Regions from separate parts of the Homo sapiens genome. Here region 2 is linked to region 1. A link is an interaction called in ENCODE POLR2A ChIA-PET data of the cell type or tissue named here. Cell type or tissue: A673. All regions are shown on one strand. Links, peaks and the distances in the headings refer to the core of each region. The heading gives the core; the rest is flanking DNA.

Evidence for each region. Peaks named below come from ENCODE experiments on the same cell type or tissue, not always from the same donor. Only the 100,000 strongest peaks of a DNase experiment are listed, where the experiment ranks them.
Region 2: POLR2A ChIA-PET joins it to region 1 with 7 read pairs; 2 of 35 experiments call an interaction of 5 or more read pairs at or near these places.

The regions. Positions count from the first base shown.
Region 1 is chr12:117,091,912-117,097,282 of GRCh38, reverse strand. The region is part of intron 1 of TESC (tescalcin); the gene reads left to right. Among named protein-coding and RNA genes, the nearest start is that of TESC, 4.8 kb to the left of the region's middle. In A673, for the core only: no CTCF peak of the experiment used is centred there; no DNase peak of the experiment used is centred there; H3K27me3 peaks cover 2,707 bases.
Region 2 is chr12:116,873,041-116,878,411 of GRCh38, reverse strand. All of the region lies in intron 1 of HRK (harakiri, BCL2 interacting protein), which reads left to right. Among named protein-coding and RNA genes, the nearest start is that of HRK, 5.7 kb to the left of the region's middle. RefSeq lists a silencer at 4,201-4,410. In A673, for the core only: no CTCF peak of the experiment used is centred there; DNase peaks (open chromatin) are centred at 1,741 and 2,121; H3K27me3 peaks cover 638 bases.

The DNA of each region.
Region 1 (5,371 bases), core at 220-5,219:
CTTGCTGCCCAGAGCTCAGACTTCATAACCCAAGGGAGATGGAGAGGGTCGGAGAGGAGGTTCTGAGGTTAGACTAGAGTAGGCAGGTGGAACTTTAGGTAGGTGGAAAGTTGCCCCCAGTCCTCCGAAAGGGACTGCGTAATTCGGTCACTTTTGCCCACTTAGCAAATATTTATAGACCAGGGGCTGGGGATTTAGAGATGACTCGGAGAGGCTGCTGTTCCTGGAGGGGGACACACAGTAAACAAAACGCCCGACAGGTGTTAAACTGTGAACGAGGCATAGCAGGGTGGCATGAGAATGGAGCTTTAGGGTGGATCCGGAGGTCCTCCCTGAGGAGGTGATAATGGAACAGAAATCCAAGTAAGAATGAGCCAGGGGTGTGCAAATCAGTGGAAAGGGCATCTCGGGCCGAGGGGACGTCGAATGCAGAGGCCCTGTGGCAGGGACAAGCCAGCAACAGTAAATAAGAATGCATGAGATGAGGACACAGCTGTCGTCAGGGCTCAGGCTGTGGCAGGAGCCTGGCTTCAGGGGCCTTGCCAGGTACCTTGGGCAAGTCACTTATGCTCTCTGAGCCTCAGTTTTATCTACTATAAAATGGGCATAGTCATAGTACCTCCCTTGAAGTTGTTGGGAAGGATTGAGTTAATATACATGAAGTAGTTAGACCAAACACATGTACATGGTTTGTTATTGACCATGCTTTAAACACTCTTGTATGTCCTGGTCGCTCCGAGCCATAGCTGAGAGTTGAGTCTTGGTCCCACCTCTCTGAGCTACATGACCTTGGGCAAGTCATCTTACTTCTCTGAGCCTCAGTACCCCCACCTGGATCCTGAAGTCATTGTGTGGATTTGATAAGGTTACGTGCGAGACGATCGGCTTGGCATGGGAACGTCAGCTCCCAGAGACCCAGTGGGTCAGGCAGGGCCCTTCCTCCAAGGCCATTCCCTTGGGAATCTTCCCTGAGAAAAAGGGAGAAAAGCCTCAGGGTAAGGTGGCCAGAGGACAGACTGAGCCCACAGGGCTGCTGACTCCCCCGCCTCCCTGAGGACCAAGATGACCCCTGACTTTCTGGGGAGGAATCAGCTTGGTCCCTTTCTGAGAACACCATCCAGAAAGGACCAGAAGGTCAGGCTGAGGCTGGTGATAATGAACATAATTCCCCAAGCACCTGCTGAGCATCAGGCTCCACGCTGGTGCTCTCTGCATAACACTCTTTATAGTAATGATCCCCCAGGAAGGCAGTGTTAGGGCCATTTTACAGGTGAGGAAACTGAGGCTTAGAGAGGTAAACCAGCTTGCCTGCAGTCCCACAGCTGCTAAGTGGAGGAGTTGGAGATCATGGGATCCCCAAGCCTACTTTCTTTTTTTACAGTTTTTTTTAATTTTTAGTTTTTGAGGCAGGGTCTTGCTCTCTCACCCAGGCTGGAGTGCAAGGGGCATGATCAAGCTCACTGCAACCTCGAACTCCTGGGCTCCAGCGATCCTCCCACCTCAGCCTTCCCAGTAGCTATGACTGCAGGTGTGCGCCACCACACCAGCTAATTTTAAATTTTTCTGTAGAGACAGGGGTCTTGCCATGTTGATCAGACTAGTCTCAAATTCCTGGCCTCAAAGTGATCCTCCCACTTCAGCCTCTTGAAAGCGCTGGAGTTACAGGCATGAGCCACCATGCCTGGCCCCAAGACTGCTTTCTTACTGCCAGCATGCTTTCACTGTGTGTAGCTGCCACTTGAATTTCTAGGAACCAAGAAGGGATAGGAAAAGACTCCCGTATTTTTTCTCACCTTCAGGCCTTTGCACAAAAGCTGTTCCTCTGCCTGGAGCACTGTTTTCATTTGATGTGTACAATCAGGTGTTTACGTACGGGAGCCTTTCTCTGTCTCCACCCAGGGTAAGGTCTAGGCCGGGCGTGGTGGCTCACGCCTATAATCCCAGCACTTTGGGAGGCCAAGGCAGGTAGATCATGAGGTCAGGAGTTCAAGACCAGCCTGGCCAAGATAGTGAAACCCTGTCTCTACTAAAACTACAAAAATTAGCTGTGCGCGGTGGCAGACGCCTGTAATCCCAGCTACTCGGGAGGCTGAGGTCGGAGAATCGCTTGAACCTGGGTGGCGGAGGTTGCGGTGAGCTGAGAGCATGCCACTGTACTCCAGCCTGGGCGACAGAGTGAACTCCATCTCACAAAAAACAAAAACAAGAAAAAACAAACTCAAACCTTTCCTCTTAACCTTGTCTCTCTCTCTTTTTTTTTTTTTTTGAGATGAATTTTCACTCTTGTTGCCCAAGCTGGAGTGCAGTGGCGCGATCTCAGCTCACTGAAACCTCTGCCTCCTGGGTTCAAGCAATTCTCCTGCCTCAGCCTCGTGAGTAGCTGGGATTACAGGTGCCCGCCACCATGCTCGGCTAATTTTTGTATTTTTAGTAGAGACAGGGTTTCACCATGTCGGCCAGGCTGGTCTGAAACTCCTGACCTTAAGTGATCCGCCTGCCTCTGCCTCCCAAAGTGCTGGGATTACAGGTGTGAGCCACCGCGCACAGCGTTAACCCTGTCTCTTTATGAAACGAATGCTCATTATTGTTCAGGGGTTGGCTTACCTGCTGCTCCCATCCAGAAAGCCATCTCTCCATCCGACCTTTAAGGGTTAAACACCCATCCTCAGCGCTCCTGGAGCCCGCAATAGCAGGCATCACACCATGTTATACTTGTCAACTCTGTCACCTGCCACCCCTTCGAAACTTGGAGCTCCCTAGAGCAGAAAGAACGTGTCTTGTTCACCTTTGTATGCACTTGGTGGTTCAGTGAGAGCATAAGAGGCTCACGTTAAAGGGGCACAGTCCCTGGGGACTTTAAAACTCAAGGTGTATTGTTCAGGAACAGGCAGCCACTGGAAAACCCAGTGCCACCCTCACCAGCTGTCCTCGGCTGCCAACCCTCCCAGCATCTCCCCAGCCCCACCAAAAATATGCCTGAGCAGCAGCTTGCCACACAGGGCATCATCAGGTCTGCGTGCCCACCTTCCTTCTCCCTGCCTGTTAGAGTCTCATTGATTGATTTAAACCGGAAACGAGTATTCCCAGGAATCTTTTCTGAGCCAAGAAGGCTCACATCTAGATTGTTAAGATTCATATGAAAAGCCCGAGCGAAGGCGTCCCGGGGGTGTGATTGAGCTCACCTTCCCCACGCACCCGTGGTGACAGCAGCCAAGTGGTGTCTGGTGTGTGGACCGAGGTACAAAGTGGGACCTGACGGAGAGAAGGGCTTCTTGGGAATTATTCACCTGAGTCAGTTGTCCTTCACCACCTTGAGCTGGCCCCACTTCCTGTCCCCCCCATCCGTGTCTGCTCCTGGAGTTGGAAAGGAAATAATAAGACAGAGGATTCTGGGAAAGGTGGAGGGTCTGTTTTTTCCTTCAGGCTCCAAAACAGCTCTTCAGGCATGTCTATGTTGATGCCAAGAAGCTGCCAGAAGGAAAAGGAAAAAAAAAAAAAAAATCTCCAGACCTAGAGTTCAGACCTCATGATGGTAAGAGCTAATGTTTCTCGGGCGCGTGGCATCTGCCACACGTTCAGCTGAGCCAGGCAGCGTATCCGCAGTAGCTGATGGAATCCTCCCAGGAACACGGTTGGTTTCCCATTTTACAGATGCAGACATTGAGGCTCAAGAGAGGAGGTGCCTGCCCAAGGCCACAGGCATCATAATGAGAAGTAGAGTCGCAGGCTGGTGCGGTGGCTCATGCTTGTAATCCCAGCACTTTGGGAGGCCAAGGCAGGGGGTTCGCCTGAGCCCAGGAGTTGGTGCCACTGCACTCCAGCTTGGGTGACAGTGCGAGACTGTCTCCAAAGAAAAAAAGAGAGTCGGATTCCATTCCTGGTCTAATCTCATTTGGAGAAGGAGCTAGAGATGGCAGGGAGGACTGGCGTAGCCAAGCGTGGCTGGTGGGGGTGGCGCTGGTTTCTCCACTGCGTTCTCGCCCCTGGGTAATACTTCTTGGTTCTAAAGTCTTTAAGTGGCCTCAGACGGTGGCCTCGGCTCATTCACCAATTGCCATATTCTGCTACCAGGGTGGACCAGATGCGGTCCCTGCCCTCCAGAAGCTCAGGGGTTCCAGGGGGACAGGGGAGCACCCCAACAACTGTAGCATAGCGGGAGGAAGGGTCTGATGGGCCAGGGTGGACCAGCCAGCTCCACACTGTTCTGTCGTCCGCCAAAGCTTGGTAAGCTGAACAGCCAACCAGCCAGTCCCCCGTGCCTTTTCTCTTCCTCTGGGCTAGGTTGTGGCTTTTCCCCTGGCATCTTCAGGGAGTCCATGAACCCCATGAAATAGGATGTGGAATTGTCTGAGTGCCTCTGGGGAGGGCCCTCTGCCCTTGTTAGGGTCTCTGAACAGTGAAGTGTTTTCCATTGTATGGAAATCATGCCTCAGTAAGAAAATGATTCAAACAATTACTTTTATTGATTGTTTAAAATTAATTTGTTTTTGAGATGGCCCTGCTCTGTTGCCCAGGCTGGAGCATAGTGGTGCAATCACAGTTCACTGCAGCCTCTAACTCCAAGGCTCAAGTGATCCTCCCACCTCAGGCTCCCTCCTCAGACAGTGGCTCCTCAGCAGAGGAGGAATGAATGTGTCCGTGAAACCAGGGGGAAGGACCAGTCCTGTATGCTGAGCTCTGGGGCGGGGGGAGACCCTGGCCTGGAGTCATCCACAAAGTGGTCCAGATCATGGGACCCCCCCAGCCTCTGGAACCCTTTCTGCCTTGACTGGATGGGGGCTTCCAGGCCTCCCCTGCCCTCCTCTCTGGGGGCTCACAGGGGAAACTTGCAGGAGAATGCCCGCTGTGGAAGCTTCCCACAGGGCTGGGGATCAACCAAAGGCACCTGCCTGCTCTAGCCCATGCTGGTATTTTTCATTCTGTTCACCTGGGCCCCATCATCTCACCATCTGTCGCAGCCACAGAGCGGGACCCTGGAGGATGGCGTTCCATGTGCACTGAGCTCGGTGCTGGAGCCGTCCTGTGCCACTTCGCTCAGATGTCTCATCCAGGCTGTGTCCTTCTTTGAGCCACCAGTTCCGCTCCTTAAAAAACGCAGCCAGCTGTGAATGAGGTGACAGCTGCTCTTTCTTGAGCACTTGTCAATCATCTGATCTGCCGAAAAGCCCTTTGAGGGTGGGACTATTGCTGCCAGTTTATAGATGGGCAAACTGAGGTTTGGACAGAGGAAATGACTGCCCAAGATCACTTAGTTGCTGGGTAGGGAATCCAGACTCAAAACCAGGCCTTCTAGTGGGATTTGCCAAGTGCAGTGCCGGGAGAAACCGCCTCTCCCGCATGCCGAGAACCCCACATGCTCTGGACTGAGACT
Region 2 (5,371 bases), core at 90-5,089, 220 kb after region 1:
TGTTGCGTTCTATGCTGGATATGGGGTGCTCTCCACCTTCCCTACCCTAAAAGAAAAAGGGGAATGTTCACAGCTGTACCTTAGGTGTTTGAGGGAGGCCTGTGCCAGCCATATAGGGTGGGAACTACCACTTTCAATTCCCATAGGTTTAAAGGGTGTGCTCCGCTATATGCAGAATCAATATTTTCAACATACAGGCCAGGCAGGTTGGCTCACGCCTGTAATTCCAGCACTTTGGGAGGCCAAGGCAGGTGGATCACCTGAGGTCAGGAGTTTGAGACCAGCATGGCCAACATGGTGAAACCCCATCTCTACTAAAAATACAAAAATTAGCTGAGCGTGGTGGTGCACACCTGTAATCCCAGCTACTCGGGAGGCTGAGGCAGGAGAATCGCTTGAACCTGGGAGGCGGAGGTTACAGTCAGCCAAGAAGAGCTGAGATCACACCACTGCACTCCAGCCTGGGCGACAGAGCGAGACTCCATCTCAATAATAATTTAAAACATATATGTGTATATACACATACATATATCCAGCATACTTGTTTTGAGTCTCTACTGCGAACCAGCAATACTTTTCTCAGAAGTCATCCTTTAAAAAAATAACAAACAGAAACAAAAACCCAAGACTAAGTTTTCCCATATGTAAAATGGGGGCAAAAAATGGGGGCCCACCAGCCAGACTTAGTGCATAGGCACGTTATTAAGGGGGTTAAATGAATTCATACACGGAAAGCTCTAGAACAGTGGATATACATGTGAGCCATCATGATTATTATTGTGCATTTACTATCATTCTTTCCCAAGGTAGTCAACATTTTACCATTATTATTGCTGGCCATTCCACACCACTCCTACCTGCCCTCCCGGGAAGTCAGTGCCAGAAGGGTCAGGAGAGAATAATGGTTAAGAGACTCTTAAGTGTCCAGCCATTTGCTGACAGCGTGACCTTGAGAAAGAACCATTACCTCTGCACCTTTATCTGTAAACTGGAGCTGTATCCTTCCAGGGTTATTGGGAGAATGATAAGAGAACATTCATTTAAAGTGTCCAGTGCAGGCCGGGCCAGTGGTTCAGTCCTGTAATCCCAGTTCTTTGGGAGGCCAAGGTGGGCGGATCACTTGAGCCCAGGAGTTCAAGACCAGCCTGGGCAACATGGTGAAACCTTGTCTGTACCAAAAAAAAAAAAAAAAAATTAGCTGGGCATGGTGGTGTGCACCTGTAGTCTCAGGTACTCAGGAGGCTGAGGTGGGAGGATCACTTGAGTCCCAGAGGCAGAGGTTGCAGTAAGCTGAGATCGCACTATTGCACTCCAGCCTAGGCGACAAAGTGAGACTCTTGTCTCAAAAAAGTCCAGTGCAGTGTCTGTCTCTTAACTTCACTCAACAGAGGATGTCATGAAATGGTCAGTGTCATTCCTTTTAATTCAAAGGGGAAGCCGAGGCAGAGAGCATCCACCTAAGTGATCCCCAGTGGAACTGCAGCTTCTGTCTTTGAGGGCACACAGCGCCCCCCACCCCATGACTTGCGGGGGAAGAGGAGATAGGGGCAGTAAGCAGACCGGGTTGGTGCACAGTGAATTCCTGTACAAGTGAAATTCCCTTTCTTCCAGAGCCCCAGGGGAGGCTCCTCTGAGGCTGGGGAGGCCTGGAGGAGGATGGGTATGATTTAACCAGTCAATACTCAAAGATACAGGAGAGAGGGAACAAAAGACGCTTTATGGTGAGTGCTGGCTGGCGGAGGCGTGGGAGGGAGGGAGGGAGAAGCGTGCCTGGGGAGGGGGCAGGGAGGGAGAGAGAATGGAGCCGAGGAATCTGCCTGGGAGTCGGGGCCAGGGCTGGGTAGAATCCTGCCTTGGGAGCAGGGGAAGGGGAGAGAGGGGGACTCCGCAGGCCCATAAGGCGACGTGGTCAGTGGCAAGGAAGATAATGGGCCAGCGGGAGCCTGCTTTAATGAATTAATGACAGCCTGGCCCACCAGCCAGACATGCTAACTGGTTCTTGGCAGGTACTTTGGGGATTAAGTGGTTAAACCTGGAGGCGCATCCCGCAGGCCTCCCTCCCAGCTCGCAGCACCCCTGCCAGAATTACTTTTAGAGCTTGAAAGCTTGGCCTTCTGTTTGGCGAGGGAGCCCGAGGAGGACAGCTGTTGGGGAGGAACCCCCCGGGAAGGGGCCAGATGTGCAGAACCAGGCAGCCTTCCTGCCACATGGTCTCTGTCTGGAGTCATCCGCTCGCATAGTGAGAGGCCAGAGTACAAGTGACTGAGCTGTGGATGGAAAAGAGCCACACCCGGGGATAATTAAATATACCCCCAGATGTGGGCTGGCTGGATTTGGCAATCATAACTCTAGAGTTTTTGAAAAGTCAGCCTTTTAGACAGGCAGATAACGAGAGGTGGGGAGGGGGCTTCCGTTTCTTGGTAGTCCTCACTAGTGTCCCTGTGATAGGATTTCACGGGAATAGAAAGCTAACCCACAGTGTCCCTAGTCCCTGGCAACTTGCTTGTCTCATAGTAGGTGTACAATAACTATGTGCTGTGTTAAATGAATCAGAAACTATGCAACATCAGCCGGGTATGCTGGCTCACACCTGTAATCCCAGCATTTTGAGAGGCTGAGGCGGGTGGATCACTTGAGGTCAGGAGTTCGAGACCTGCCTGGCCAATGTGGTGAAACCCCATCTCCACTAAAAATACAAAAATTAGCCAGGCATGATGGTGTGTGCCTGTAGTCCCAGCTACTTGGGAGGCTGAGGCAGGAGAATTGCATGAACCCAGGAGGCGGAGGTTGCAGTGAGCCGAGATCGCGCCACTGTACTCTAGCCTGGGCGACAGAATGAGTGAGACTCTGTTACAAAAAAATAAAAAATAAAAAAAGAAACTATGCAACATAGTCACTATTGTTTCCCAAATTCAGGTTCTTCCACTTATACAACTGCTAATTATTGAGTACCTTCTGTGTATAGGGCACTGTGGATACAGGAAGGACCAAGACATAAGAGTTCCCTGCTTTCATGGAGCCCACATTTTAGTGGGAAGAGACAGACAATAAGTAAATATTGTTCTTGTTACTACTTCTGTGTAACAAATTACTCCAAAACTACTAAGTTTTGCTTCAAACAACTAGAGCCATCCCTCTGTCTCTGGGCGGGAGTGGTTCCAGGATCCCACTTTGGATCCCAAAATCCAAGGATGCCAAGTCCTTGATATAAAATGGTGTAGTGTTTGCATATAACCCACACACTGTAGGCTTTAAATCATCTTTAGATTACTTATAATACCCAATACAATGTAAGTGCTATGTAACTAATTATACTGTATTGTTTTTATGTGTGTTTTTTATACTTGTGTTATTTTTAAATTTTTTTTTCCAATAGTTTTGATCTGAGGTTGGTTGAATCCATGGATGTGGAACTCACCTATATGGAAGGCTGACATATTTGACCATGCTCACACATTCTGTGGGTTAGGAATTTGGTCAGGGCATAGTGGGGGTGACTTGTCTCTGCTCCAGGATGGCTGGGGACTGGAGTCATGGGTGGGGAGGCAACCTTATTTACATGTCTGGCTGTTAATACTGGGAGTCAGCTGGGGCTGTCAATTGGAGCAGCTATACTCAGCCTCTTCGTGTGGCTTGGGCTTCCTCACAGCATGGCAGCCGGATTCTGACACAGTGACTGAGAGCTCCAAAAGCAAGTACCCCAGGGAACTAGGTGGAAGCTGCTTTGCTTTTTCTGTCCCAGCTTCCAAAGTCACTTGGGTCAGAAGCAAGTCACAAGCTGATACAGATTCAAGGTGGGGCGGAATTAGACTCCACCTCATGGGGGAGTGGTGAGGTTCTAGAATAGCATGTGGAATGGGAGATATTTTAGTGGCCACCTTTGGATTATGCAATCTAACACAGAGATAATTTTAGAAACTCCTCAGGGCTTTGAAGGTAATACACAAAGGTAACACAATAGAGAGTGCCCCAGGGACTCCTCACCTGTGGTGATGAGGGAAGGCAGGACACTTTGAAGAGGAACCAGGGGAATAGTGGACTTGAATGACAGAAAGGAGCCAGCTATATGAAGACATGCGAGAAAGGTGTTTTGGGAAGAGAGAGAGCTAAGTCCAGTGGCCCGGAGGTAAGACTGCATAGTACGTTTCAGGAAAGAAAAACAAGCAGTGTAGCTTGGTGCCAGGGCTGGGTGCCCAGATGCAGGGATGCAGAGATGAATGAGTCCCAGCCACAGCCCTCAGGTGACCCCAGACTCTTTCAGAGACAGGAGACCCAGGCTTTGCCCCTGCCCTCACCTCTTAGTAGAAATAAACCAGTTCACCTCCTGCCAAGGTCTGAGAGGTCCTGATCCCTGAACCAACTCACTCATGCCCACTCCCCTCAGTGCCAGGGGAACATTGTGGACATCGATTGGGTTTCCATCACCCTTAGAACTCTCACCATTCAACTCAGCACTGGCTCCCCTCTCCTTTCCTGCTCTAAACTGGTGCCCCTGCTGTTGGGTGGGGGATTTCTGATTTAGCCCACATCAATAAGTTGCATCCTTTTACGACTTCTGGTTGGCCAGGCAAGGAGAAAGCTCCTTCCTTTTCCTGTGGGGAGGCAACTGGCTTATCCAAGATGGCTGCTTTCCACAGAGCTTTCCCACACTGAACCTTTGCTCCATGGGCCAGAGACTTGGGCAGGGTGGAATTTAATTGCTCTGGGAAACTTGATATAATATTACTTTTTTAAAAAGTAGCTGGATGTGGTGGCTCATGCCTGTAATCCCAGCACTTGGGGAGGCTGAGGTGGGAAGATTGCTTGAGCCCTGGAACTTGAGACTAACCTGGGCAATATAGTGAGACCCCATCTCTACAAAAAATAAGAAATTAGTGAGGTATGGTGGTCTGCACCTGTGTTACCAACTACTCGGGAGGCTGAGTGAGGTAGGAGGATTGCTTGAGCCCAGGAGACTGAGGCTATAGTGAGCTATAATCGTACCACTGTACTACAGGCTGGGCAAGAGAATGAGACCCTGTCTCAGAAAAATAAATAACTTTTTCTTGATGACAAAAAATATGACAAGTTCATTGGCAACTATTTGGAAAATGCTGAATAAAAGAAAATTGTAGTCAGGCGTGGTGGCATGTGCCTGTAATCCCAGCTACTGGGGAGGCTGAGGCAGGATGATTGCTTGAGCCAGGACTTTGTGGCTGCAGTGAGCTATGATTGTGCCACTGCACTCTGTCCTGGGTGACATAATGAGACTCTGTCTCAAAACAAAACAAAACAAAACAAAACAAAAAAATGAAAAAGAAAATTGTAGTCTTGCCTCTGGAGAAAGGAGGTTCAGCTTTGAGCAGAAGGTCTGAGTAGCAGAAGATTGCAG